Linked DNA regions of Homo sapiens: all the other regions are linked to region 2. The links are chromatin contacts, found by Hi-C or POLR2A ChIA-PET in ENCODE. All regions are on one chromosome and are shown on one strand. The core of a region is the stretch at or near the end of the contact, and the rest is flanking DNA. Distances in the headings are between cores, read along the strand shown.

Region 1 (6,930 bases), core at 2,926-5,425, 690 kb after region 2:
TCGCCACTTGAGAGAGAGAGGCCTGGAGTTCTTATCTGTTCCCTCCACGTACTACAAACAACTGCGGGAGAAGCTGAAGACGGCCAAGATCAAGGTGAAGGAGAACATTGATGCCCTGGAGGTGAGGCCCAGGCAGGATCCGCAGCCTTGTGGGGGGAGTATGAGCTCTGCATTGCATCTTTTCAGAAATATTGTCTCAGCCCGGAGGGGAGCCCAGACCAAGTCCCTGCTGGCAAAGGACATTTATTCTAGGGTCTATGTGGGAGGAGGAGACAGATGACAAACAAATAAACAATAAAAGCACGGTCAGAGATAGTCAGTGCAGGAAGTTCAAACAGGCAGCCTGGGGCTGCTTTACAGAGACTGGTCAGGGAGGGCCTCTCTGAGGAGGTGACATCTGAGTGAAGTCTAGATCATGAGCGGGAGCTGGCCATGTGAACAGCGGGAAGAAAGGCATTCCTGGCAGAGGGATCAGCAAGGGCCGAGGTAGGAGCATGCCCTGAGCGTCTGAGGAACAGAAAGAATAGGCTAGAGTGGATGGGAGGCTGTTTTTGAGCGATGACCTAGGTCAGACAGGTAAGCAAGAGCCAGTTCCTCTTGTGAGCTATTATTCAGGAATCTGGATTTTGTTCTTTTGTGACCAGAAACCACTGGAGGGTTTTTTGGTTTGGTTTTAGCAGTGTTATTGACATATGTCACATAACATGTCATTTTTTTAAGGTGTACAATTCTATGATTTCTAGCTATTTGCTATGTTGTGCAACTATCATCAAAATCCATTTTAGGACTGGGTGTGGTGGTTCATGCTTGTAATCTCAGTACTTTGGGAGGCCGAGGCGGGCGGATCATGAGGTCAGGAGTTCGAGACCAGCCTGACCAACATGGTGAAACCCTGCCTCTACTAAAAATACAAAAATTAGCCAGGCGTGGTGACACATGCCTGTAATCCCAGCTACTCAGGAGGCTGAGGCAGGAGAATCACTTGAACCCGGGAGGCGGAGGTTGCAGTGAGCCGAGATTGCGCTACTACATTCCAGCCTGGGCGACACAGTGAGACTCTGTCTCAAAAAAAAAAAAAAAAAAAAAAAAGATCCATTTTAGGACTAGGTATGGTGGTTCATGCCTGTAATCCCAGCACTTTGGGAGGCCAAGGCAGGTGGATCACTTGAGGTCAGGAGTTTGAGACCAGCCTGGTCAATATGGCGAAACCCCCATCTCTACAAAAAGAAAAAAAAAAATTAGCTGTGCGTGGTGATCTGTGTCTGTGGTCCCAGCTACTGGGGAGGCTGAAGTGGGAGAATCACTTCAACCCAGGAGGTAGAGGCTACAGTGAGCCATCATCAGGCCACTGCACTCCAGCCTGGGTGATACCCTGTCTAAAAGAAAAACAAAAACAGTTAGGCCAGACACAGTGGCTCACACCTATAATCCCAGCATTTTGGGAGGTTGAAGTGAGAGGATTGCTTGAGGCCAGGAGTTTAAGACCAGCCTGAGAAACACAGGGCGACCCTGTATCTACAAAAAAAACAGTTTTAAAAAATTAGCTGGGCATGGTGGTTCGTGCCTGTAGTCCCAGCTACTCAGGAGGCTGAGGTGAGAGGATCACTTGAGGCCAGGAGGTCAAAGCTGCAGTGAGCCATGATCAGGCTACTGCATTCCAGCCTGGGCAAAAAATCAATTTTAGAACATTTTTGTCACCCCAAAAAGAAACCTTGAGCCTCTTAGCCAGCACCTCCCAACCCCCTCTGTTCCCTTCCCCCCTCCCACCCCAGCCCTAGGCACCATTAATCTACCTTCAGTCTCTATAGATTTGCCTATTCTGGACATTTCATCAAAAGGAATCACAAAGTCCAGGCACGGTGGCTCATGCCTGTAATCCCAGCACTTTGGGAGGCTGAGGTGGGCGGATCATGAGGTCAGGAGTTCAAGACCAGCCTGGCCAACATGGTGAAACCCTGTCTCTACTAAAAATACAAAAATTAGCTGGGTGTGATAGCAGATGCCTGTAATCCCAGCTACTGGGGAGCCTGAGGCCGGAGAATTGCTTGAACCCAGGGAAGGGGAGGTTGCAGTGAGCCGAGATCGCGCCATTGCACTCCAGCCTGGGCGACAGAGTGAAACTCCATCTCGGAAAAAAAAAAAAAGGAATCACAAAATAGGCCTATTGTGAGCAGCTTCTTTCCCATAGCATGTGCTCAAGGTTCATCTGCGTGGGGTGTGTGTCAGTGCTTCGTTCCTTTTTGTGGCTGAAAAATATCCCATTGTATAGATAGACACACATTGTTTATCTATTCCTCGTTGATAGATATTTGGGTTGTTTCCACTTTTGGGGTGTTATACGTAATGCTACTGTGAACATCTATGTACAAGGCTCTGTGTGGACGTGTTTTCAATGCACTTTGGAATATATCTAGGAGTAGCTAGGTCACATGGTAATTCCATGTTCCCTTTTGTTTGTTTAGAGATGGAGTCTTGCTTTGTTTCCCAGGCTGGGGTGCAGTGGTGCGATCTTGGCCCATTGCAACCTCCAGCCTCCTGGGTTCAAGCAATTCTCCTGCCTCAGCCTCCCCAGTAGCTGGGATTATAGGCGCCCGCCACCACGCCCAGCTAATTTTTTTTTTTTTTTTTTTGAGACAGAGTCTTGCTCTGTTGCCCAGGCTGGAGAGCAGTGGCCGATCTTGGCTCACTGCAACCTCCACTTCCCGGGTTCAAGCGATTCTCCTGCCTCTGCCTCCTGAGTAGCTGGGATAACAGGCGTGTGCCACCATGCCCAGCCAATTTATTTTTATTTTTATTTTTAGTAGAGATGGGGTTTCACCATGTTGGCCAGGCTGGTCTCGAACTCCTGACCTCGGGTGATTCACTCACCTCAGCCTCCCAGAGTGCTGGGATTACAGGCGTGAGCCACCTTGCCCAGCCTAATTTTTGTATTTTTTTTTGTAGTGACTGGGTTTCCCCATGTTGGCCAGGCTGGTCTCGAACTGAGCTCAGGTGATCCACCTGCCTCGGCCTCCCAAAGTGAGCCACCATGCCTGGCCACCCCCTTTTTTTTTTTTAATCCGTATTTTAAGGAAGCAACACTATATGTTTAACTTTTTGAGAAGCTGCCAGACTGTTTTCCAAAGTGGTTGCACCATTTTACAGTCCCACCAGCAGTACATGAGGGTTCCGATTTCCACTGGAGGATTTTAAACAGGGGAATGACATGATCCGACTTTTAAAAGATCCCGCAGCAGGTCATGGTGGCTCACGCCTGTAATCCCAACACTTTGGGAGGTCGAGGTGGGTGGATCACCTGAGGTCAGGAGTTCGAGACCAGCCTGACCAATATCGTGAAACCCCGTCTTACTAAAAATACAAAAATTAGCCGGGCATGGTAGCCTGCGCCTGTAGTCCCAGCTACTCGGGAGGCTGAGACAGGAGAATCGCTTGAACCCGGAAGGCGGAGGTTTCAGTGAGCCAAGATTGCGCCACCGCACTCCAGCCTGGGTAACAGCGCAAGGCTCCGTCTCAAAAAAGAAAAAGAAAGTGTCCTGATAATGTCTGCGGGGAGGATGGATTGTAAGGATACAAGATTAGAAGCGGGCAGCAGTCTTGAATGGTGCCTTAGGAACTGTAGTAGGGGGATAGTAATAGGACAGTTTGGGGATATATTTGGAGGTGGCTGAACTGCCAGAAAAAGAGGTCATTTCCAGACTTTTGGGGTGCAGGAGCCCCTGTGGACTTTCCAAGGATCTCACCGTGCCAGCCTCCCCTAGCAGAGCCCCCTGTCTCCCGCCTAGGAGCTGAAAATCCTGGTGGACTACGACGAGAAAGGCTACCTCCTGCAGATCTTCACCAAACCGGTGCAGGACCGGCCCACGCTCTTCCTGGAAGTCATCCAGCGCCACAACCACCAGGTACTGCTTGTCCCCGGCAGGCCCGAGGGGACAGGCAGCTAGCACACTCGGTTTTCTGGGTCCTTGGCTCATCTCCTCTCTTTCCCGCCACAGGGTTTTGGAGCCGGCAACTTCAACTCACTGTTCAAGGCTTTCGAGGAGGAGCAGAACCTGCGGGGTAACCTCACCAACATGGAGACCAATGGGGTGGTGCCCGGCATGTAAGCCCCGCCCACCCCACGGAGGCCACAGCCACACAGCCACGCCCCCTGATTCTGGAACTCGCCCAACTTCCCTACTGGCTGCTCCCCTTGGGTCCCGCCCACCAGCGGACTCGGCCCCCAAGGCTCCGCCCACACTGACCACGCCCCTCGGCGGGGCCGCCCTCTGCTCCAGCCCTCCCGATTAAAGCGTGCCCCGGTCCAATACTGTGTCTGTGTTTGTGTTGCGCATAAGGCAGTAGTGCCTTATGGCAGCCAGGGGGAGGCCAGGGCGGCCGCCAGCGCCGCGGGACCGAGGAGCTGCGGGTGCCAGCGCTTTGCCAGCGGGACCACGCGGAGAGGGGAATTCTGGAACCAGGGAAGGAAGGGGACTTGCTCTGGAGGGAAAGACGGATGACACTGCTTTTGTAGAGAGATAAACGCGATTCAGACAATAAAGCAAGCGATGAGCCGGGCGTGGTGGCTCACACCTGTAATTTCAGCGCTTTGGGAGGCAGAGGTGGGAGGATCGCTTGAGGCCAGGAGTTCGAGCCCAGCCCGGTAACATAGCAAGACCCCGACCCCCCTGCGTCTACACAAATAACAAATAAAAATTAGCCTGGCGTAGTGGCGCACACCTGTGGTCCCAGCTACTCAGGAGGCTGAGGTGGGAGGATCGATTGATGGACAGAGGTCTAAGCTGCAGCGAGCCCTGATCCTGACACTGCACTCCAGCCTGGGCAAGAGTGAGACCCTGTCTCAAAAAAAAAAAAGGCAGTTGATGAGAATATGTGGAAGCGAAGATCGCAGGGGAGCTAATTTTGATAACGGAAGACCTCTCCGAGAAGGTGACATTTGGGAGCCAGCCATGGGACCATGCTCGGGAAAAGGATTCCAGGAAGAGCGAACGGAGAAAGGCCCTGAGGTGGGGTCAGAGTTTGGCAGCATCTTGTCTGCCGGCTTGATGATCTCTTTTTGTTGTTGTTGAGACGGAGTTTCGCTCTGTCCCCCAGGCTGGAGTGCAGTGGTGCGATCTCGGCTCACTGCAAGCTCCGCCTCCCGGGTTCACGCCATTCTCCTGCCTCAGCCTCCCGAGTAGCTGGGACTACAGGCGCCCGCCACCACGCCCGGCTAATTTTTTGTATTTTTAGCAGAGACGGAGTTTCACCTTGTTAGCCAGGATGGTCTCGGCCTCCCAAAGTGCTGGGATTACAGGCGTGAGCCACCGCGCCCGGCCGATGATCTCTAAAGATGAGCTGTCTTCAGTTTTGCTACCCAGAGCCCAAACCTCTGAACACAGGAGAGGGGAGAGTGTTAGACAAGGGACTCTAGGGGCAGCATCCCTGCTCATCAACTGTAGGATATGGTCCCTTGGTTCCTGGTCTCAGAGATAAAGCAGGTAGGAGGGGCCTGGTATCCCAGTCCCTGCCCTCAGCAGGGCAGTGCCCATGACCACCCACGCAGCTGCACTGCCCCAGCCTTGCCCGCAGTGAGGACTTCTTTTGGAAAGGGGCTTGTTCATACTCATAGAAGAGTGAGTGATCCTTGCAAAAGAATGAGGCAGCTGGGTCCTAAAACCCTAGGAAGGAGATTCTTTCTTCAAAACCAGGTAAGAGTTGGTGGTGGGCAAATTTGGCCTCTTTTTTTTTTCTTTTTCTCTCTTTTTTTTTTTTTTTTAGACAGAGTCTCACTCCATTGCTCAGGCTGGAGTGCAGTGGTGTGCTCTTGGCTTACTGCAACCTCCACCTTCTGAGCTCAGGTGATCCTCCTACCTCAGCCTCCCAAGTAGCTGGGACTATAGGCATGTGCCACCACGCCCAGCTAATTTTGTTTTTATTTTTCATGGAGATGGGATCTCACTATGTTGGCCAGTCTCGAATTCCTGGTCTCAGGTGATCCGCCCACCTCAGCCTTCCAAAGTGCTGGAATTATAGGAATGAGCCACTGTCTCTGGCCTCTTTCTGCTTCTAATGCTTGAGAACCCTCCGTGAGGATAAGTCAACTCAGAGCTAGGAGGCAGCAGAGCTCAATAGAAGAAAAAAATACTCTGAGTTGGTATAATGGTGGGAATTGGGGATTTTTTTCAGATTATAGAAGAAATCAGAGCTTCTGGGATCACGAACTTCAGAAATAAAGAGATCAGAGAGAACCCAAAGGATTCCGTGCAAAAAAAATACTCCCCCTCTATTCTCCTGTGACTTAATGTGAAGAAGGGAAATTGTATAACCCAGAAGGATGCAAACTAGTGGCTTACAGACCAAATGTGGCTCATAGACCTACTTCGTTTTGCCTGCATGGTTTCAAACAAATTTGAGTCAACATTTTAGAAAGTTGGGCACATATGGCCAGGTGCGGTAGCTCATGCCTGTAATCCCAGCACTTTGGGAGGCTGAGGCAGGTGGATCACTTGAGGTCAGGAGTTAGAGACCAGCCTGCCCAACAGGGTGAAACCTCGCCTCTACTAAAAATACAAAAATTAGCCGGGAATGGAGGAGGGTGCCTGTAATCCCAGCTACTCGGGAGGCTGAGGCAGGAGAATCCTTTGAACCTGGGAAGTGGAGCTTGCAGTGAGCCGAGATCACGCCTCTGCACTCTAGCCTGGGTGGCAGAGTGAGACTCCATCTCAAAAATAAATATTGGGAGGTCAAGGTGGGTGGATCACCTGAGGTCGGGAGTTCAAGACCAGCCTGGCCAACATGGTGAAACCCCATCTCTATTAAAAATACAAAATTAGCTGGGCCTGGTGGTGCGCACCTGTAATCCCAGCTACTCGGGAGGCTGAGGCAGGAGAATCACTCGAACCCAGGAGGCAGAGGTTGCAGTGAGATCGCACCACTGCACTCCAGCCTGGG
Region 2 (6,340 bases), core at 1,312-3,811:
TTGGTTTATGCACACAAACCAACAATTCTGATCTTACCAATGTATCTTAGAGCTTCCATTACTTTGTGTGTCTAGTTTGGAATTATACCAAGTTTTCATTAGAAATAAACCTTTAATTATACCAAGTTTTCATTAGAAATAAACCTTTCATTAGAAATAAACCTTTAATAGCAGCAAACAGTGTAGGTTTAGATGCCAGATTGTCAGGGATATCATAGGATGATAAGATTCCAGATGAAGTTCAGAAAAAGTCCATTGATGCTATCATAGTATTATTATACAACAAATAAAAATGATAAGGGGAGGAGAAAAAAATGAATTAGGTTTCTGGATCAAAGACTAAGCTTGAAACCTTATGAGGTTTACCCATCTCAAAAAGCAAAGGTTTACATAAACCATATTACCTGGAGTCTGGGTGGGAAAAGAACACTAAGGATAAAAACAATCCTTGGATCAAGACTGGTAGGGAATGATAATCAAATAATTACAATTGGTTTCATAAGTGCTACTAGAAGTATGTTTCAATATCTATAAAAGGTATAGCACAAGGTAGAAACAATTTCTGACTTGGTGCTCTTTCACAATGACTAGGCAGCTGTCCTTGGGTGATCACTTAATCTTTCTGTTCCTCAATTCTCTAATTTATAAAATAGGAATATACAGACCAGGCCGGCGCGGTGGCTCACACCTGTAATCCCAGAACTTTGGGAGGCTTAGGCAGGTGGATTATCTGAGGTCAGGAGTTTGAGACCAGCCTGGCCAACATGACGAAACCCCCTCTCTACTAAAAACACAAAAAATTAGCCGGGCGTGGTGGTGTGCGCCTGTAATCCCAGCTACTCAGGAGGCTGAGGCTGTAGAATTGCTTGAACCCGGGAGGCGGAGGTTGCAGTAAGTCGAGATCGTGCCACTTGCACTCCAGCTTGGGCAACAAGAGTGAAACTCCGTCTTGGAAAAAAAATATATATATACAGTTTGCCGTCAATATCCATGTGTTCCACATCCCTAGATTGCACCTACAGGCATAGCACATTTACACTGTTACGCAAGATAAGAAATCAAGAGATGATTTAAAGTATACAGGCAGATGTTCCTAGGCTACATGCAAATACTATGCCATTTAATGACAGGGACTTAAGCATCCTAGGGTTTTGGTATCTGTGGGAGGTCCTGGAACCAATCTCCCATGGATACCAATACCAAGGGACTAATTTAGTTGTACCCACCTGAAGGAGTTTTCTATTTTTCACTTCTGGTTTTTTGAGAGACGAGGGTCTCACTATTTTGCCCTGGCTGGCCTTGATCTCCTGGGCTCAAGCAATCCTTCTGCTTCAGCCTCCAAATGTTTTGAGTTTTAAATGTTCACAGAACAATGCTTGGTTGATGGCAAACATTCAATTTTAGGTGTTAGCTAATTTGTTATTGGGCTGAGAATTGAAGATCATAGTTTTATAAATGTTTAAAGAGTTCTTCCTAAGAGCATAAGCAAGGGAACAGAAACAAAACATGTTTGGAGAATAGAGAAGTTTCAGTGGCTGGTGTTTGGGTGGGAGTGAGGAGATGAAGAAGGAGGGACAGGTTGGAATGAATACCTTTATGGGTCTCAATTTCCCACATCTGTGAAATAGAGAAACCGCCCGTAACTGCCATATTTACTTATTCAACAAATGTTTATTGAATACCTATTTACTATGTGCCAGACACCTTTCTAGGAACTGGGAATATAGCTTGAACAGAACACAAAATGTCTTTGCCATTATGAAGTTTATGTTTTTGCGGGAAAAACGGACAAAAATAAAATTGTTAATACGTATCTTGTTATGCTACCTCCACAAAAAAGCAACTGCACAAATAATTACAAAAAGTGCTAAATGATTTGAAGGAAACAGTGATTAAATGGATAAGGTGAGGCGTCGCTGAAGAAGGATTTGTTTGGGAAGGGAAGGAGGTGACATCTGAGCTGAGACCTGAATAACAAGAAGTACGCAAAACTTAGGCGGAACGCGACGTAGGCAGAGGGAACAGAGTGCAAAGACTCGGAGGCTGGGTAGGAAGCGTTTGATGCTGCTGCCGGGTCAAAGCAAAAGCAGAAGACAGTGAGGGAGAGAGCAGTGGAGTCCAATAAAACCTCGACCTCAAGATTGAATTTTATTCTCAGTACAAGGGGTAGAAGGGGAACTCAGCAAACGAGTGGTCTGATTTTATAATTTTGAGATCACTCTGGCGGCGGAATGCAGAACAGATTCGCGAATACGAGAGAATGAGCAAGATGAAACACTTGTCAGTTAGGCCTCCATACTTAAACGCTCTCCGCTGGACATCGCCGCCAGCAAAAACCGACTCCAACCTCTCTCCTGCCAGCGTCAAGGGGAAAACAACAGGAACTGAGCAGAGGCTGCAGCTACTTCGTCCTGAACCCACCCCCAGTTCCCTACACAGCGCAGCTCCCCGTCCTCACCTGCAATTGAAGAAACTAAAGAGGAACACTCAGATATCTGGCCCCTCTTCCTGACTCACACAACCGCCTCTAGTCTTTAGGTTCCATGCCACAGGCTTAAATTGGCGGGAGAACACTAAACCCAACCCCTTTACGGCGGCCGGAAGAGACCAAGATTACTTTAGACTCGAAATAGGAAGTTGCCCCACCCTGAGTTCCGCCCATTCCGTTCTCCCGACTGCGCATTCCGGGGGTGTATTCTTGGCCCCGCCCTCTTCACGGTCTTTACACTCCCCTATGAAAGAACACCCAATCACCGCCTCGAATTGCGTTGTTATAGAAACTTTTGTTACCGCCCCTTTTTCTCCCAGCAAGCTGTGCGACGCGCCGGGCCTCCTCGCCTTTGTGCCATCCGGGTCTCTCGCGCGAGCGATTTAGTCTGAGGCGAAGCTTCGGAGCGGCCGGTACTGTTGAAAGCGACAAGTGGAGGCGCCGCTCTAGCGGCCGGGACTCTGAACTATGGCGGTAGGTACCGAATCTGAGTTTAAAGCCAGGGATATTTTTCTGCTACGTTCCAACAGTGGGTGAACGGCTCCCAGAACCTTGTTCGTGTGTATGTGTGTAGACAAAATGGCGCCGCGGCCTTCTTCTGCGCCCGCCATCATGGCTGCCTGCTGTAGGGAGGGGGAAGTAAGGCGGTGTTGGTGGGGGTGGGGAGCCGCAGGGAGTGCCTTTTTTTTTCCAGAACTTTCCTCCTCTCTTCCCCAACCCTACGTTCCTTTCGCCTCACTGAACTTCCTCCATTTTCGCTTATTCACCCTGGCTAGTGATTTATTCTAAGTTTTTTTTAGGGCCTGAGAATTTGCGGTGGAGAAAGGGGCTGGGGAAGAGAAAGACGATCAGGAGTGGTCTCTGAAAAGTATTGGGTCAAAAAGGCAGTGTCTGTAAAGGGTAGTGTGGGAGAAGAGAGCGACTTGTAGCTATTTTTTTTTTTGTACGCTCAATGAGATGCTTCTAGTTGCATAATTTCAATTAGTGTTCGTCCGTGTAAACCTTATTATTGTGTATTAACGAGCTAGGAAGGTATTGCTGAAAGGGAGTGAAAATTCAACTTAAAAGGTTGTGGAACTACCAATTCTGACTGATGCGCGGTTTCCGAAGTGGCCCGTGATGTAATCAATTTGAAGTCCGAGAAGCGTTACAGTTAAGTCTTGTCACTGACCTTGTTCCTTTAAATTTAAACCCTTCGTTGGCCGGGCGCGGTGGCTCACGCCTGTAATCCCAGCACTTTGGGAGGCCGAGGCGGGCGGATCACGAGGTCAGGAGATCGAGACCATCCCGGCTAAAACGGTGAAACCCTGTCTCTACTAAAAATACAAAAAAATTAGCCGGGCGTAGTGGCGGACGCCTGTAGTCCCAGCTACTTGGGAGGCTGAGGCAGGAGAATGGCGTGAACCCGGGAGGCGGAGCTTGCAGTGAACCGAGATCCCGCCACTGCACTCCAGCCTGGGTGACAGAGCGAGACTCCGTCTCAAAAAAAAAAAAAAAAAAAAAAAAAAAAAAAAAAAAAACTCTTCGTTGACCCCAGAGGAGCTACAGTTCGTAAATTATCTATTCTGAACAATAAGCCTGCGTGTGTATAAGATACCCAATTCTGACGGATCCACATTATTTTGTGCTTACCTCATTTTTATTCCGTTAAAAGGAAAATGTAAAGATTTTGCATTCCTTTTTACTGACTAAAAAATTACATCATTTTCGATAATAATTATGACTCTTAAACATAGTGATAGTTTTAAAGTTTGCTCTTCCTAACGATTGGAATGCCTGGGATTAGGCAGATGATTTTCTTTTTCCCCCATACCCCTCTATTATTTAGGTGATTGAGTTTAAACCCGTTTCTTTTACTGTCTTCCTTTGTTTAGTGTTTTGGGCCTCAGTATACTTAAAGAGTAATACTATTTTTCTTGGGTTGCAGGTTTTTTTGTATTTTTTCGAGACGGAGTTTTGCTCTTGTCGCCCAGGCTGGAGTGCGATGGCGCGATCTTGGCTCACTGCAACCTCCGCCTCCCGGGTTCAAGCGATTCTCCTGCCTCAGACTCCCGAGTAGCTGGGATTACAGGCGCCCACCACCACACCCGGCTAATTTTTTTATATTTTTGGTAGAGACGGGGTTTCACCACGTCGGCCAGGCTGGTCTCGAACTCCTGACCTCAGATGATCCACCCGCCTCGGCCTCCCAAAGTGCTGGGATTACAGGAGTGAGCCACCGCGCCCGGCCGGGTTCTAGTATTTTAAAAAGTGAATTTAAACATTTATTTATGCCGTGCCTTGTTCAATAAAAAGACAGTCCCCTAGAGAAGTGACCTAGTATTCAATCCAGTGCTTACCTCCTTCGCAGTGGAAAAAGATTTGTCTATGTTTCGAGCCGTTATTAGAGTTTGCAACAAAATGTAAATTATAAGAAACCAAAGTGGCTACCTCGTAGAGCCACTGCTGGAATAGAAGGCTGTTTTGCAGTTAACGTTTATGTGTACACATAGATTAGTACTAAATTAAAGCTTAGAAAATTTCAGAGCAATTTTAATACTCAGTTTTTGGTAGGTTTTTTTCCTGGATACCTGTATTATGCTACTATAAAATATCCTCAGGGAAATAAAAGTTTTCCATGGCCTCAATGACCACCTATCATTCCTATTTGTTTAGTGTTAAGATGGTTTTTGTTGTTGCTCTGTAGTATATTTTACAGATGAAAATGGTTGATGATGTAAGTTTAAGTTAGCCTATGTCACAGGGAGGTTTCTCTGTTGTCCAGCTTTGTGATGTTAAGCATGAAGTTAAAGTTAGATAAACCATTGCCTGAAAACTGCCTAGGCTAAGCACTAGATTTTCCATGAGAAGGTTGTTTTCGATTCTAGTCTTGTTCTCTGCAAAAGTAAATGGGATTTGCCACTAGTTAAGGAATTCTGTCTCTGGCAAAAGTGTCGTGCAACTGAGAGAAGTAATAGCGGTGCTTAAAATTTTCGAGATCACTTCTGTTTACCAAGTGTAAGCTGTACAAACACTCAGCAAGTAATAAATGAGTCTGAAATAGTCCTCAAGGATAACGATGAAAAAAAAAAGTGTCCAGAATTCATTGTGAAAAATCAGAATCATCCTTAATGATACAGCATTATTTATTAGTAGTAAACAGTAAAGATACGGAGATGCAGTATCATTTTAAGCAAGTCAGCTAATGTTGCTGGATCTCATCTGTGAAACGAGAAAGTTGAACTCTATTCTAAGGGGTGAAAACCTTTCAGCATAAAAATTTTATGGTTCCAGAAGTCACCCAGACTGGAGAAATAAGTACATATACAATATGCTGGCATGAGAGCCTCCCTGGTAGTTAATTTCTTACTGTTCTTTTTGTGCCATTGTTAGAGGAATAACACGTAATTTATGTCTTTCATCTCATAATTGAACTGCAAAACCTTTCTGTTTTTAATTTATCATTTTATTCCCTAAGTCTAGCATTGGTTTTGGCACATTTTTGACCCTTAGTAAATACTTGTTGAAGTAACTCGACCTCTCACAACTTCATTTATTAAAGTACAATACACCCATTTATTGTACTTGATACTTGTTTAAAATTTGTTAAAATACAATACCCCCATTTATTGTACTTGATATTTGGTATTCATTTTCTGGACTAACTTTCCTAAAGGAGGAAGTTCTCTAATGTGATTCCTCCTGCTGAAGACTATCGATTCCCTATTTATTCAATCCAGATTCCGTTTGATGTTATACGTGAAAAGTCCATAAACTGTTTCTGTAAAGGGCCAGACGGTAAATATTTTTGGCTTTGTGGGCCATGTGCAGTCTCTGTCACATTCTTTCCCAGGCTGGAGGGGCAGTGGCGCA
Region 3 (6,583 bases), core at 64-2,563, 910 kb before region 2:
CCTGCCACTACAGGCATGAACCACTGTGTCCAGCTACTTTTGTTTACTTTTTGTAGAGACAGGGTCTCACTATGATGCCCAAGCTAGTCTCAAATTCCTGGGCTCAAGCAATCCTCCTGCGTCAGCCTCCTGAAGTGTTGAGATTAAGGCATGAGCCACAGCGAATGACTCAAGTTTCTACGCCACTCTGCTAATATTCTCAGTAATATGGATTCCGCATATGTGTCGAATGCTTTGTGATTTTCAGACAGGGGTTTCTCTCTTGTTAATTACTCCTCCTTCTCTCACCCAAGTAGCAAGGTGTCTCCAACACCAGCAATTCCTCCCTAGCGCTGTGGAAGAAAGAATGAAGGGGCCGGGCGCGGTGGCTCACGCCTGTAATCCCAGCACTTTGGGAGGCCGAGGCAGGTGGATCACGAGGTCAGGAGATCGAGACCATCCTGGCGAACATGGTGAAACCCCGTCTCTACTAAAAATACAAAAAAATTAGCCGGGCGTGGTGGCGCGTGCCTGTAGTCCCAGCTACTCGGGAGGCTGAGGCAGGAGAATGGCGTGAACCTGGGAGGCGGAGCTTGCAGCAAGCCGAGATCGCGCCACTGCACTCCAGCCTGGGCGACACAGGGAGACTCCGTCTCAAAAAAAAAAAGAAAGAAAGAAAGAAAGAAAGAATGAAGGATTGCAGTCACGTATGTGAGTGCTTCCTAAGTGCTTGAGGTGTCGCACACATGATCTCATAAGCTCATGTTCCTCGCAGCAACCCTGCCACCTGGGTCCCGCTATTGTCCCCATTTTACAGAGGAGGAGACTGAGGCTCGGAGACGTTAAGTAACTTGCCAAGGTGACAGCGCTGGTTACGTGGAGGAGCCGAGGACCCAGCGAAGTGAGCAGGGCAGACATTCTCCATTTTATTGAGAGTCACAGCGAAGTCGGACGCCCCAGGCCCTAGTGACAATTTGCCTGGGAGTTTTCCAGATCCTCAAGCCTCGGGGACTCTGTCGCGCTGCCCCCAGCAGCTGCTTTCTGTTTGGCCGCAGGCTCCAGAAAACACCCTCAAAGAGACACCCGGATCTTCCATCACCTACGATGCAAATTCTACGGCTGGAAAGCACGAGGGTGGAAAGGAAAAAGTTGCGTTCTTTTTACCCCGCTCTGGATTGCACGGTGGAAACTCCGTCTCCACGGAAACGCACCTCCTGGCAGCGGTCGCCAGGGGCGGGGCTCAGGGCGGCTCCTCCCCGGGGCTGCAACTGTTCCCAGGCTGGGGCGATTGCCGTCACCCCTGAACTTCCCCGTTCCTCTTCTCGGCTGCCTCCTTTTCCGTTGTCCCTTCGCGCCCCAAACCACATCCTGGAGCGCACTCTCCAGCGTGGCTGGCAGCGGGGACGGTGCGCCGGGGCGCAGGCCCAAGAGTCGCGTGCGCGGCCCCTTGCACCATCCCCCCGGGCCCACCCCCGGGCCGCGCTGATTGGGCAGGTAGGGACTCTGCCCAGCGGAAAGTTTTGGGTGCCGGGAGGAAGTCTAACCTTTGGGAGACTCCAAGACAGCAGCTCCGAGGTCGGCGGGGGTCTGGGTGGCCATGGAGGAGCCCCCTGTGCGAGAAGAGGAAGAGGAGGAGGGAGAGGAGGACGAGGAGAGGGACGAGGTTGGGCCCGAGGGGGCGCTGGGCAAGAGCCCCTTCCAGCTGACCGCCGAGGACGTGTATGACATCTCCTACCTGTTGGGCCGCGAGCTTATGGCCCTGGGCAGCGACCCCCGGGTGACGCAGCTGCAGTTCAAAGTCGTCCGCGTCCTGGAGATGCTGGAGGCGCTGGTGAATGAGGGCAGCCTGGCGCTGGAGGAGCTGAAGATGGAGAGGGACCACCTCAGGAAGGAGGTGGAGGGGCTGCGGAGACAGAGCCCTCCGGCCAGCGGGGAGGTGAGTGTGGGAGCGAGGGTTCCGGGCCCACGGCGCCTGCGGGGCGTAGGAGGGCACCTACTGGCAGGGAGACGCCTTCCTTTTCTTTTCTCTTCTCTTTTCTCTTTTTTCTTTTTTTAAGAGATGGGATCTCGCTGTGTTGCCCAGGCTGGTCTCAAACTCCTGGCTCCAAGTGATCCCCCAGCCTCAGCCTCCTAGAGTGCTGGGTTTACAGGTGTGAGCCACCCTGCCTGGCCAGAATCTGTATTTCTAACGAGTTCGCAGTTAATGCTGATGCTATTGGCCCAGGGTCCACAGTTTGAGAACCTTTGACCTAGAGCAAGAAACACTTTTTTTTTCTTTTGACACAGGGTCCTGCTCTATCTCCCAGGCTAGAGTGCAGTGGTGCAAACACGGCTCACTACAGCCTTGGCCTCCTAGGCTCAAGCAATTCTCCTGCCTTGCCCTTCCAAGTAGCTGGGAGTACAGGCATGTGCCACCATGCCTGGCTAACTTTTTTGATGTTTTGTAGAGATGGGGGTCTCACCGTTACCCAGGCTGGTCTCAAACTCCTAAGCTCAAGGAATCCTCCCACCTTGGCCTCCCAAAGTGCTGGGCTTGTGGATGTGAGCCACCACACTTGGACAAGAAACACATTTTACCTAAAGAGAAATTAGTGCATATGACCACAAAAAGACATAGACAAGAAGATTCAGAGCAGCTTTAGTCTCAGCTGCCAAACTGGAAACACTCTAAATGCAACCCAATTGAGTTTTGAAATTGTGATATATGGAATACTATGCAACAGAGAAAAAGAACGGGGTGCTGATACACACAGCAGTGTGAATGAATCTCACAGATGTAACATTGAGAGAAAGAAGCCAGGCACTAAAGAGAAACTACTGTAGATTTTTTTTTTTTTTGAGTCAGAATCTTGCTCTGTTGCTCAGACTGTAGTGCAGTGGCGTGACCTCGACTCACTGCAACCTCCACCTCCTGGATTCAAGCGATTCTCCTGCCTCAGCCTCCTGAGCAGCTGGGATTGCAAGCGTGTGCCACCACGCGTGGCTATTTTTTTTTTTTCTTTTTTGGTAGAGACGGGGTTTCACCATGTTGGCCAGGCTGGTCTCAAACTCCTGGCCTCAAGTGACCCACCCACCTCAGCCTTCCAAAGTGCTGGGATTACAGGCCTGAGCCACAGCACCCAGCCCTACTGTACATTTAAATAAAATTCATGAACAGGCAAAATAATTTATAGTTATAGAAGGCAAACTGGTGGTGGGGGGAAAAGAAGGGAAATTGATAGAGAGCTAGAAGTGTCCCATATCTTAATCAGGGTATGGATATAGGGATCTACACATATGTTAAAAATCATCTGGCTGGGTGCTGTGACTCACGCCTGTAATCCCAGCACTTTGGGAGGCCAAGGCGGGCAGATCACAAGGTCAGGAATTTGAGACCAGCCTGGCCAACATGGTGAAACTCTATCTCTACTAAAACTACAGAAAAAAATTAGCCGGGCGTGGTGGCGGGTGCCTGTAATCCCAGCTACTCGGGAGGCTGAGGCCGGAGAATTGCTTGAAACCGGAAGGCAGAGGTTGCAGTGAGCCGAGATCGCGCCACTGCACTCCAGGTTGGGTGACAGAGCGAGATTTTGTCTCAAAAAAAAAAAAAAAGTCTTTTTTGCGGGGACAGCTTTCTCTGTCATCCAGGCTGGAATACCATGGTGTGATCACAGCTCACTGAGGCCTCAAACTCCTGGGCTCAAGCAGTCCTCCCACTTCAGCCTCTCCAGTAGCTAGGACTACAGGCACACACCAACCACCTGGCTAATTTTTGTATTTTTGTAGAGATGGGGGTCTCACCATGTTGCCCAGGCTGGTCTCGAACTCCTGGGCTTAAGTGATACGCCCACCTCAGCCTCCCAAAGTGCTGGGATTACAGGCCTGAGCCACCATGCCCAGCCTAGTTTTTAAAATTCTTGTCGAAACTCATTAATTTTATGACCTACTAGCAGGTCTCCAGCCACAGTTAAAAAAGAAAAACAAAAAAGCTGCTGTAAGTGGACGATGTCTTTTTTAATCCTCAGACTATTATTGTTTTACAAAACTGAGGCACAGAACAGTTAAGTAATTTACCTAAGGACTTCACGGCAAGTTAAGAGGTGAAGTCAGGATCTTAATTCAGAGATGCTAGTCCTAAATACTCCATCCTAAAATACAGACATTTGACCTTACTTGTACTAACATTTGATGAGTGACTGCAGTGACTGATGCTAGGCTCTGGGGCTATGGAGATAACGTAGACAAGGTCCCTGCCCTCAAGAAGCTCACATCTAGTGGGAGAGGTCAGACACACAGTCCTAGAACCAGAATACAAGTATACAAACCAGGCCAGGCGCGGTGGCTCACACCTGTAATCCCAACACTTTGGGAGGTCGAGGCAGGCAGATCGCTTGAGGCCAGGAGTTTGGGACCAGCCTGGGCAAACTGGTGAAACCCTGTCTCTACTAAAAATACAAAATTAGCTGGACCTGCTGGCACACGCTTGTAATCCAGCTACTCGGAGGCTGAGGCACAAGAATCACTTGAACCCGGGTGGCAGAGGTTGCAGTGAGCCAAGATCGTGCCACTGCACTCCAGCTGGGGCAACAGAGCAAGACTGTCTCAAAAACAAACAAACAAACACCAAGTATACAAACCAAGGCTGGGCGCAGTGGCTCACGCCTGTAATCCCAACACTTTGGGAGGCCAAGGCAGGTGGATCAGGAAGTCAAGAGATTGAGACCATCCTGGCCAACATACCCCGTGTCTACTAAAAATACAAAAATTAGCTGGGCACGGTGGCACGTGCCTGTAGTCCCAGCTACTCGGGAGGCTAAGGCAAGAGAATTGCTTGAACCCGGGAGGCAGAGGTTGCATTGAGCTGAGATCACGCTGCTGCATTCTAGCCTGGCAACAGAGCGAGACGACTTCGTCTCAAAAAAAAAAAAAAAAAAGTATACAAACCAAGAAGTAAGCCAGGAAAGAACAGGAACAGAGTCACTGAAATTCACATGGAAGTATGAAGTTTCCCTGTAGCTTCCCTGGTAACTTTCTTCTTCTTCTTCTTCTTCTTAATTATTATTATTATTTGCCTCATACCTTCTCTGACCCCTGGTAATTTATTTCACCTATTCCTAAGTGATAGTGACAATTGTATTTCTAGATAATATTCTACTTTAGTGTCTGTCAAGTGACATGGTTAAGTGTGATGACTTGTAGCCTGGCTTTTGAGAGTCAAGGAAAGTTAACTGACTTGCGGGGGATTGCTCAGCCACATTCTGTGTTATTTTTGCCTCCCTCTCCGGGCACAAGGATATGGAGGAAGTCCCCATTATGAGCCGAGAACAGCGTGGTGTGCACAGGGGCTGGGTAGTTTCCCATATGGGGCAAAGTGGACAAGTTTCATCAGGCGGCAGATGAGATGGCATATTTTCTTCTCAAACCGCAGCCTTAAGAACAGGGATAGGGAAAATGCATGAATTAAGAAAATGAACGTTTAGTGCCACTAGACAGTTTACAAAAATATGCCTTGTTTTTTTTCTTTGTATGTTTTGAGACAGGGTCTCACTTTGTCACCCAGGCTGGCGTGCAGTGGTTTGAACACTGCTCACTGCAGTTTCAGCCTCCCTGGGCTCAGGTGATCCTCCCACCTCAGCCTCCCTAGTAGCTGAGACTATAAGCATGTGCTACTATGGCCACCTAATTTTTGTGTTTTTTCTAGAGATGAGGTTTCCCATGTTGTCCAGGCTGGTCTCAAACTCCTGGGCTCAAACGATCCACCCGCTCTAGCCTCCCAGAGTTCTGGGGTTACAGGCGTGAGCCACTATTCCTGACCCCTTTTTGGTTTTTTAAATTGTAGTAAAGCTGGGCGTGGTGGCTTATGCCTGTAATCCCAGCACTTTGGGAGGCCGAGGTGGGCGCAGGTCACCTGAGGTCAGAGTTCAAGACCAGCCTGGCCAACATGGTGAAACCCTGTTTCTACTAAAAATACAAAAAATTAGCTGGGCTTGGTGGCAGGCGCCTGTAATCCCAGCTACTAGGGAGGCTGAGGCAGAAGAATTGCTTAAACCTGGGAGACAGAGGTTGCAGTGAGCTGAGATCATGCCACCGCACTCCAGCCTGGGCAACAGAGCAAGACTCTGTCTCAAAAGAAAAAAATAAAATAAAATAAAATAAATTGTAGTAAAATACAGTAACATAAAATTTACCATCTTAAATTTTTTTTTTTTTTTTGAGATGGAGTTTCGCTCTGTCGCCCAGGCTGGAGTGCAGTGGTGGGACCTCAGCTCACTGCAAGCTCCGTCTCCCAGGTTCACACCGTTCTCCTGCCTCAGCCTCCTGAGTAGCTGGGACTACAGGCGCCTGCCACCACGCCTGGCTAACTTTTTTGTATTTTTTTAGTAGAGACGGGGTTTCACCGCGTTAGCCAGGATGGTCTCTGTCTCCTGACCTGGTGATCCGCCCGCCTCGGCCTCCCAAAGTGCTGGGATAACAGGCGTGAGCCACCGTGCCCGGCCCATCTTAACTATTTTTAAGTGTACAGTTCAGCTGCATGTCCATTCACGCTGTTGTGCAGCCATCACCACCATCCGTCTCCAGAACTCTCTTCATCTTGCAAAACTGAAACTCTGACCTGTTAAGTAAC
Region 4 (6,524 bases), core at 2,599-5,098, 610 kb after region 2:
GCCTCCCTACACACCTTAGAGCTCCTTAAAAGAATGGATTGTGGCCAGGTGCAGGGGCTCCTAGCACTTTGGGAGGCCAAAGCTGGTGGATCACCTGAGGTCAAGAGTTTGAGACCAGCCTGGCCAACATAAGTGACAGCCTGCCTCTACTAAAAATACAAAAAAATCAGCCAGGCGAGGTGGCGGACGCCTGTAATCTCACTACTCGGGAGGCTGAGGCAGGAGAATCACTTGAACCCAGGAGGCAGAGGTTGCAGTGAGCCGAGATCACGCCATTGCACTCCAGCCTGGGCAACAAGAGTGAAACTCTGTCTCAAAAAAAAAAAAAAAAAAAGAATGGATTGTGGCCGGGCGTGGTGGCGTGTGCCTGTAATCCTAGCACTTTGGGAGGCCAAGGTGGGCAGATCATTTGAGATCATGCATTTGAGACCAGTCTGGCCAACATGGTAAGACCGAAACCCCATCTCTACTGAAAATATAAAACATTAGCTGGGTGTGGTGGTGGATGCCTGTAATCTTAGCTACTCAGGAGACTGAGGCAGGAGAATAGTTTGAACCCAGGAGGCGGAGGTTGCAGCAGGCTGAGATTGTGCCCCTGCACTCCAGCCTGGGCAACAGTGAGACTCTGTCTCAAAAAAAAAAAAAAAGGAATGGATTGTACCTTATTTGGTTTTGTGTTCCCATAGTCTGGCCTATACTAAGCATTCAACTAATGATTCTGAATGAATTGATGAATGAATTAAGATGACTACTTACTGGGAAAATTCCTGATGTGATTGACTGGGAATCAGTAATCTGTGTCTCCAAACGGATCATGGACGCTGTGACTTCTTGGGGCTCTACTGTGGTTTCTTCCTGTATTCCTGAAGCCTCCTTCTCTTGGACTTCTCCAGCCTTTTCCTCAGTTTCTTCCATGACAATCTTTTTGTCCTCCTTCCCCTCCTCCTCCCCTTCCTCCTCGCCCGTTTTCCTCTCCTCCTCCTGAGACTCTCTCCATGCTATTGTGTCATCTTTTGATTCCTGTTGTGGATCTTCTACTTCTTTATAATTTGGATTAGGTTCCTCCTCTTCTTTCATTTCTGTTTCTCCATTTTCTCCTGTTGCTTCTCGGGGAGCTTCTGCTGCATCTGACATTCTTCTCTGTAGAGTTTCCTCTAGAGAGATTTTGACCATAATAACCAGCTGGCCCTCAGCTTCCCATTTCCATCTCCTAGTGCACTAACCTACTGATGAAATGTGCATAAATGGCTCTGTTCCCTTTCCATAGGAATAAAAAGAATGTCATGTTTCTGACCAGGCACGGTGGCTCATGCCTGTAATCCCAGCACTATGGGAGGCCAATGCAGATGGATCACCTGAGGTCAGGAGTTTGAGACCAGCCTGGCCAACATGATGAAACCCCGTTTCTACTAAAAATACAAAAATTAGCTGGGTGTGGTGGCAGGCGCCTGTAATCCCAGCTACTTGGGAGGCTGAGGCAGGAGAATCGCTTGAACCTGGGAGGCAGAGGTTGCAGTGAGCCAAGATCATACCATTGCACTCCAGCCTGGGTAACAAGAGCAAAGTTCTGTCTCAAAAATAAAAACAAAAAAAGAATGTCATATTTCTGGCCAGGCACAGTGGCTCACGCCTGTAATCCCAACACTTTGGGAGGCTGAGGCGGGAGGATCAGTTGAGGTCAGGAGTTTGAGACCAGCCTGGCCAACATGGTGAAACCCCATCTCTACTAAAAATACAAAAAGTTGGCCGGGCGTGGTGGCTCACGCCTGTAATCCCAGCACTTTGGGAGGCTGACGCGGGTGGATCACGAGGTCAGGAGATCGAGACCATCCTGGCTAACACGGTGAAACCCCGTCTCTACTAAAAATACAAAAAATTAGCCGGGCTTGGCGGTGGGCGCCTGTAGTCCCAGCTACTCGGGAGGCTGAGGCAGGAGAATGGTGTGAACCCGGGAGGCGGAGCTTGCAGTGAGCCGAGATCGTGCCACTGCACTCCAGCCTGGGCAACACAGCGAGACTCCGTCTCAAAAAAAAAAAAAAAATACAAAAAGCCTGGTGTGGTGGTGGTGCCTGTAATCTGAGCTACTCAGAAGGCCGAGGCAGGAGAATAGCTTGAATCTGGGAGGCGGAGGTTGCAGCGAGCCAAGATCATGCCACTGCAGTCCAGCCTGGGCAACAGAGCGAGACCCTCTCTCAAAAAAAAAAAAAAAAAAAAAAAGTCACATTTGTGGGAAACCTTTTTTTTTTTTTTCTCTTGAGACAGAGTTTTGTTCTTGTTGCCCAGGCTGGAGTGCAGTGGCACGATCTTGGCTCACTGCAATTACTGCCTCCAGGGTTCAAGCTATTCTCCTGCCTCAGCCTCCCGAGCAGCTGGGATTACAGGCGTCTGCCACCACACCCAGCTAATTTTTGTATTTTTTCAATGGAGGCAGGGTTTCACCATTTTGGCCAGTCTGGTCTTAAACTCCTGACCTCAAGTGATCCGCCCGCCTTGGCTTCCCAAAGTGCTGGGATTACAGGCGTGAGCCATCACGCGCAGCTGGGAAATCTTAAAGTATATGTATTTGTGGCCCAGATCTTAAAAATACTGATCCAGGGCCTGTCAACTTTCTGGGAATAAACACCTTGTAGCCTTTTTACTCATTTAAAATATATTTATATTCCCACAGGCAGCAAAATGCATAACCCACATATTAGCAACAATTCTAGAAACAGGAATACGAGAAGAAGCAGGGTAGCCTAGTGGTTAAAAGCAAGGGCCTTGCTGTCAGCTTGTCCTAGCATTGAATCCCATTTCCACCACGTACTTGCTCTGTGACCTTGGGCAAGTCACTTTACCCCTCAGAGTCTGCATTTTCTCATGGGCAAAATGAAAAGAATAATCCTAAATTCTAGGGTTGTTGTAGAGAAGTGATAACATATATAAAATGCTCATCACAATTCTGGCACATACAGCTTGAAAAAATGGTAGCAGTTGTTATTATTTGAGAGAAAAGCAACCCTAATGTGCAAAGAAATGAACAGTTTGAAAGCCTTCTGGCATATTCTCCATTTATTCCTTACAACAAACAAGAGTTTGAACTAGGAAAACAATAAGGATGGATACTTTATCCCTAAAGAGTTGGACCCCGAACAAAAAAAATCCCTACATTTTCAGTGACATTAGAATAAGAGAACTCAACACTTTGAAAATAAAGTCCCAGAGAGTACAGAGTAGAAAAGGTATTTCTATTTCTTAATTTCTTTCTCAGCACTAAATGTATCAGCTCCTCAAATTCATCTCTGGTAAAAAAAAAATAATAATAATAATAATAAATAAATAATGAATGGATAAATGAGTTTGAGGCTCTGAGAGGTGAAGTGACTTATTCAAGATGACACCGCTAGTAAGAACGAGATTTCTCTGGCACTTAGTTTCTCCAGCTGAAAAATCACTGCTCTGAATCAAGTCTAGGGCTCTCACCACCGAGCCTCTTTTGACTGAGCCCAACTTCGCCGGCGCGTCTGGACAGCCGGGTTCGAGCCGCAGGGGTTTGGGGCAGGGGTGCCAGGTGCGTGGCTCTGCGAGGGGATTAAAGCCCAGGTGCGGCCTCTGCCTCCAACTCAGGTCTCCCTGGGGCCGCCCCAGGCCCCACAAGGGCCAGGTCGGGTGAGCGCCCCCCAAGGGGCACCAGACCCCGCCAGGTCGGGGGCCCCCTCGCCAGGGCCGCGTGGCCTCCGCCCCGGACTTACAGAGAGCACCCACCCCGGTCTTCAAAAGGCCAGAGTCGTCCCGCCGCCTGGACCCCTCAGCCACCTCCCGGGCCTCCTTCCAGCGGCCGCCACCTTCTCCACCAGCTCCCTAGTTCTGGTTGCCACCCAAGCTCCGTCCCCATGGCAACCGCCACCGCCGGAAGCGACAGGCCCTAAAGCGACAGGGCAGGGCGGTGGTCACGTGCCAGGAAACGGTGACGAGCGTGCCCGACGTGCCTCCTGCCGGTCGCTGGCGGCATAGACTTTCCTCGCTTTTCTGTCCTTCCTCCGCTCGCACGATCCCACCTTTTCACATGGTCCCGTCCCCTAAGAAGCTGCAGCGGCCAATACTGCCAATTTTTACTTTCCGCAACCTTGGCAAGATGGGGTGGAGAAGTATGAACTCGGATACAATGCTCTTTTCCAAAAGCAAACTGAATTTCCAGGTCTCATGGATGCAGCACACAACCGTCCTGCCTGCCTCCTCACCGGGCACCGCGTGTTGCAGACAATTCCAGCTGGCTGGGGGCAGATATGACACAGGGTGCACCAGCTTGCGGTTCTCAGCACAAAGCGTTTCCGCAAAACCGGTCTGGCTATATCTATTAGGATCATTCCACGTCAAAGTGGCTCTCCACTAACATCTCATGGAAGACGGCAACAGGTGGCCACACGGGTTTCCACTGGGACCCCTGCAGGAAACCAGCCAGAGCCACTGAGGCAGAAGGCTCTCTGCTGCTGTCATTTTAGGAGAATGTGAATAATTCTCCCCGCCCACACTGCCATGCCCCAGTGATGGTAAATTGATTAATATGCATACATCTTAAAATAAAAAAGAAAGGATAAACTGGGCAAGCTGTGTTTATTATAGTCTGAGACTTTATAAAAGAGACTGGAAAATACGTGGAATTAGAACATGCAATTTAAACAGCAAACATTGGTAAACACAGCATGTCTGTGGCTACCAGAGGGGAATACGTATGGCTGTCAGGTCAAATAGAGTTTGAGGGAATTCGCCCAATAGGAAGGCTTTGGAATTGAGTGTGAGAACCTGTGGCTGGAAGCACACAGCAATACCAATCCCATCAAGGCAAGCTGGTATCTGTATCCAACCACAGCAAAACCAGTCCCAAGGAACACAGGGCTTGCCTGGCAGAACTGCCAAAACAGAAAGCGGTGTGCAAGAACTGGGGAAATGAACACTGATACCATGGAGAGGAAAAAATAATTCAAAGTATTGGCAGGAATCCCTGAGAACCATTTTACCATCTTAAAAGAGACAAAAAATAAAAGGGAGGAAGAATAAGCATTTTCAAGAGGTCTGATCTACTCGTTCCTATCCATACCTCAGCGGTTTACAAAATAGCGCTGATCTCAGGGCATAGCCAGGAGGTTCAATTATAAAAAGTCAAACTAGCAGTGGGCTGGGCGCAGTGGCTCACGCCTGTGATCCCAGCACTTTAGGAGGCCAAGGCAGGAGGACTGCTTGAGCCCAGGAGTTCGAGACCAACCTGGTCAACACAGGGAGACCCTGTCTCTACAAAAAATAAATTAGCTATGCATGGTGGTGCACGCCTGTGGTCCCAGATACTTGGGCGGCTGAGGCAGTGCCCACAGCGTCAAGGCTTCAGTGAACCTTGATCACGACACTGCACTCCAGCCTGGGTGACAAAGCAAGACCTTGTCTCCAGAAAACAAAAACAAAAACACACAAAAACGGAGGGGTTCTTACTAGCGAAGTGAAAGGAGCTTGCTGCCCTCTGGTGGGTTCCTAAAGAGGAAGCTGACAGGACACCACGCTGGGCCACCTGGGAAGCCTCCAGGCTTTCCCTGTTCTCCAAAGGGAGCTACTATGGCCCTGACAGCCCAGCTGCTGAGGAAGCACAGTACTTAACCATTTCCGTATCCACAGCAGCAAGGCCTCAGTGCAAAGAAATATGTTGGTCAAAGCCTGACTTTGCAATTGCTAGCCTGTTTTGCCCAACTTTCTATGAAGCTCTTCTGACCCCATCTGAGCTTTGGTTTGGGAGGGTCATAAGAAATTCAGCTGGGGTGACAACAGGGTCATATCAGCACTGTAAAACTCTTTATTAAAAATAATAATAATAATCACACCAGTACCTGCCAGAATAACTTCCGCCCACTTGCCCACAATCCAGGGAATTCCTATTTAGGGCCGTGGCCTAATTTGTGAAAGAGGCCAAGCCTAAGTTTTTAAGAATGCCTTAATCCAGGGAGATTACACTGGTGGGCCACAGTACTGCCACCACACAGAAGTTCAGGTTACAAGCCTCTTCCAGATCCTTATGCTTCAGGGAGAGAAGACAAGTTGGAAATCCCTAGACCCAAGTCCAGGGCAAGGGAAGATGCTTTCCTGTTACTGTTCCCCAGGGACAATCATCTTTGCAGAGGAATAATGTTGCAGCTGGAAGAAAGAAGAAAAGGAATGGCGTAAGTTTGGAGGCTCCCTTCAGGAAGGTCAGAGGCTGAGCCCTTCTGACCTTTTCACCAATGTTCTTTCATTCTTTTAAAGCAAATGCCTAGTGCATGAATGAACTGGAGAGACTCCCAGGAGAGACTCTGGGGCTCCCTCTGCTTCTAGAGCTGTAGTCTCGTTCCTACCACGAGGATTTATCTGCAGTTTCCATGCAAACTGGGGATTCCCATTATTCCCCAATGTCTCCCCAGCCTTCCCCTCCAGCTTCATGTTTAACAAACACTCAAATGATGCCCCAGTGAGAATGAACAGAAACAGATACTTTACCCCAGCAGTCCTTTTCCTGCCCAGCGTGT

What was found. A loop is a pair of places that touch in the nucleus more often than their neighbours do. ChIA-PET counts read pairs that join two places held with the same protein, here RNA polymerase II (POLR2A). Pooled maps may share reads with other maps.
Region 1: a loop to region 2 is called in a map of naive thymus-derived CD4-positive, alpha-beta T cell, with 19 times the contacts of the local background. The contact joins the enhancer-like site here to the promoter of KNTC1 in region 2. A Hi-C loop is called at or near these places in 1 of 168 maps with a recorded cell type or tissue (naive thymus-derived CD4-positive, alpha-beta T cell) and 7 of 50 pooled maps. POLR2A ChIA-PET finds 5 or more read pairs at or near these places in 1 of 52 experiments (MCF 10A).
Region 3: a pooled map shows a loop between it and region 2 (7-fold over the local background). The contact joins the promoter of RILPL2 here to the promoter of KNTC1 in region 2. A Hi-C loop is called at or near these places in 3 of 37 single-sample maps with no recorded cell type and 9 of 50 pooled maps. POLR2A ChIA-PET finds 5 or more read pairs at or near these places in 2 of 52 experiments (B cell and CD4-positive, alpha-beta T cell).
Region 4: a loop to region 2 is called in a map of naive thymus-derived CD4-positive, alpha-beta T cell, with 17 times the contacts of the local background. The contact joins the promoter of CFAP251 here to the promoter of KNTC1 in region 2. A Hi-C loop is called at or near these places in 1 of 168 maps with a recorded cell type or tissue (naive thymus-derived CD4-positive, alpha-beta T cell) and 6 of 50 pooled maps. POLR2A ChIA-PET finds 5 or more read pairs at or near these places in 1 of 52 experiments (activated CD4-positive, alpha-beta T cell).

What each region holds. Positions count from the first base shown.
Region 1 is chr12:121,836,901-121,843,830 of GRCh38, reverse strand. HPD (4-hydroxyphenylpyruvate dioxygenase) reads left to right here. Exons shown (of 14, transcript NM_002150.3): 12 at 1-121; 13 at 3,783-3,899; 14 at 3,993-4,304. The coding sequence ends at 4,103. Among named protein-coding and RNA genes, the nearest start is that of TIALD, 16 kb to the left of the region's middle. RefSeq lists enhancers at 2,972-3,641, 4,313-4,983 and a silencer at 4,151-4,350. Within about 2 kb of position 4,175, at least 16 of the 41 ENCODE cell types and tissues checked have a DNase peak (open chromatin) inside an H3K27ac peak, as active enhancers do.
Region 2 is chr12:122,523,470-122,529,809 of GRCh38, reverse strand. KNTC1 (kinetochore associated 1) reads right to left here and starts at 2,561. Exons shown (of 64, transcript NM_014708.6): 1 at 2,459-2,561. It overlaps RSRC2 (arginine and serine rich coiled-coil 2), which reads left to right and starts at 2,874. Exons shown (of 10, transcript NM_023012.6): 1 at 2,874-2,962. The coding sequence starts at 2,957. RefSeq lists enhancers at 528-627, 2,735-3,194.
Region 3 is chr12:123,431,414-123,437,996 of GRCh38, reverse strand. It overlaps RILPL2 (Rab interacting lysosomal protein like 2), which reads left to right and starts at 1,313. Exons shown (of 4, transcript NM_145058.3): 1 at 1,313-1,915. The coding sequence starts at 1,577. RefSeq lists a silencer at 1,307-1,566 and enhancers at 1,408-2,337, 6,322-6,583.
Region 4 is chr12:121,915,916-121,922,439 of GRCh38, reverse strand. It overlaps CFAP251 (cilia and flagella associated protein 251), which reads right to left and starts at 3,848. Exons shown (of 22, transcript NM_144668.6): 1 at 3,745-3,848; 2 at 757-1,154. The coding sequence starts at 1,134. PSMD9 (proteasome 26S subunit, non-ATPase 9) reads right to left here. Exons shown (of 6, transcript NM_002813.7): 5 at 6,496-6,524; 6 at 4,143-6,156. The coding sequence ends at 6,129. RefSeq lists a silencer at 3,570-3,719.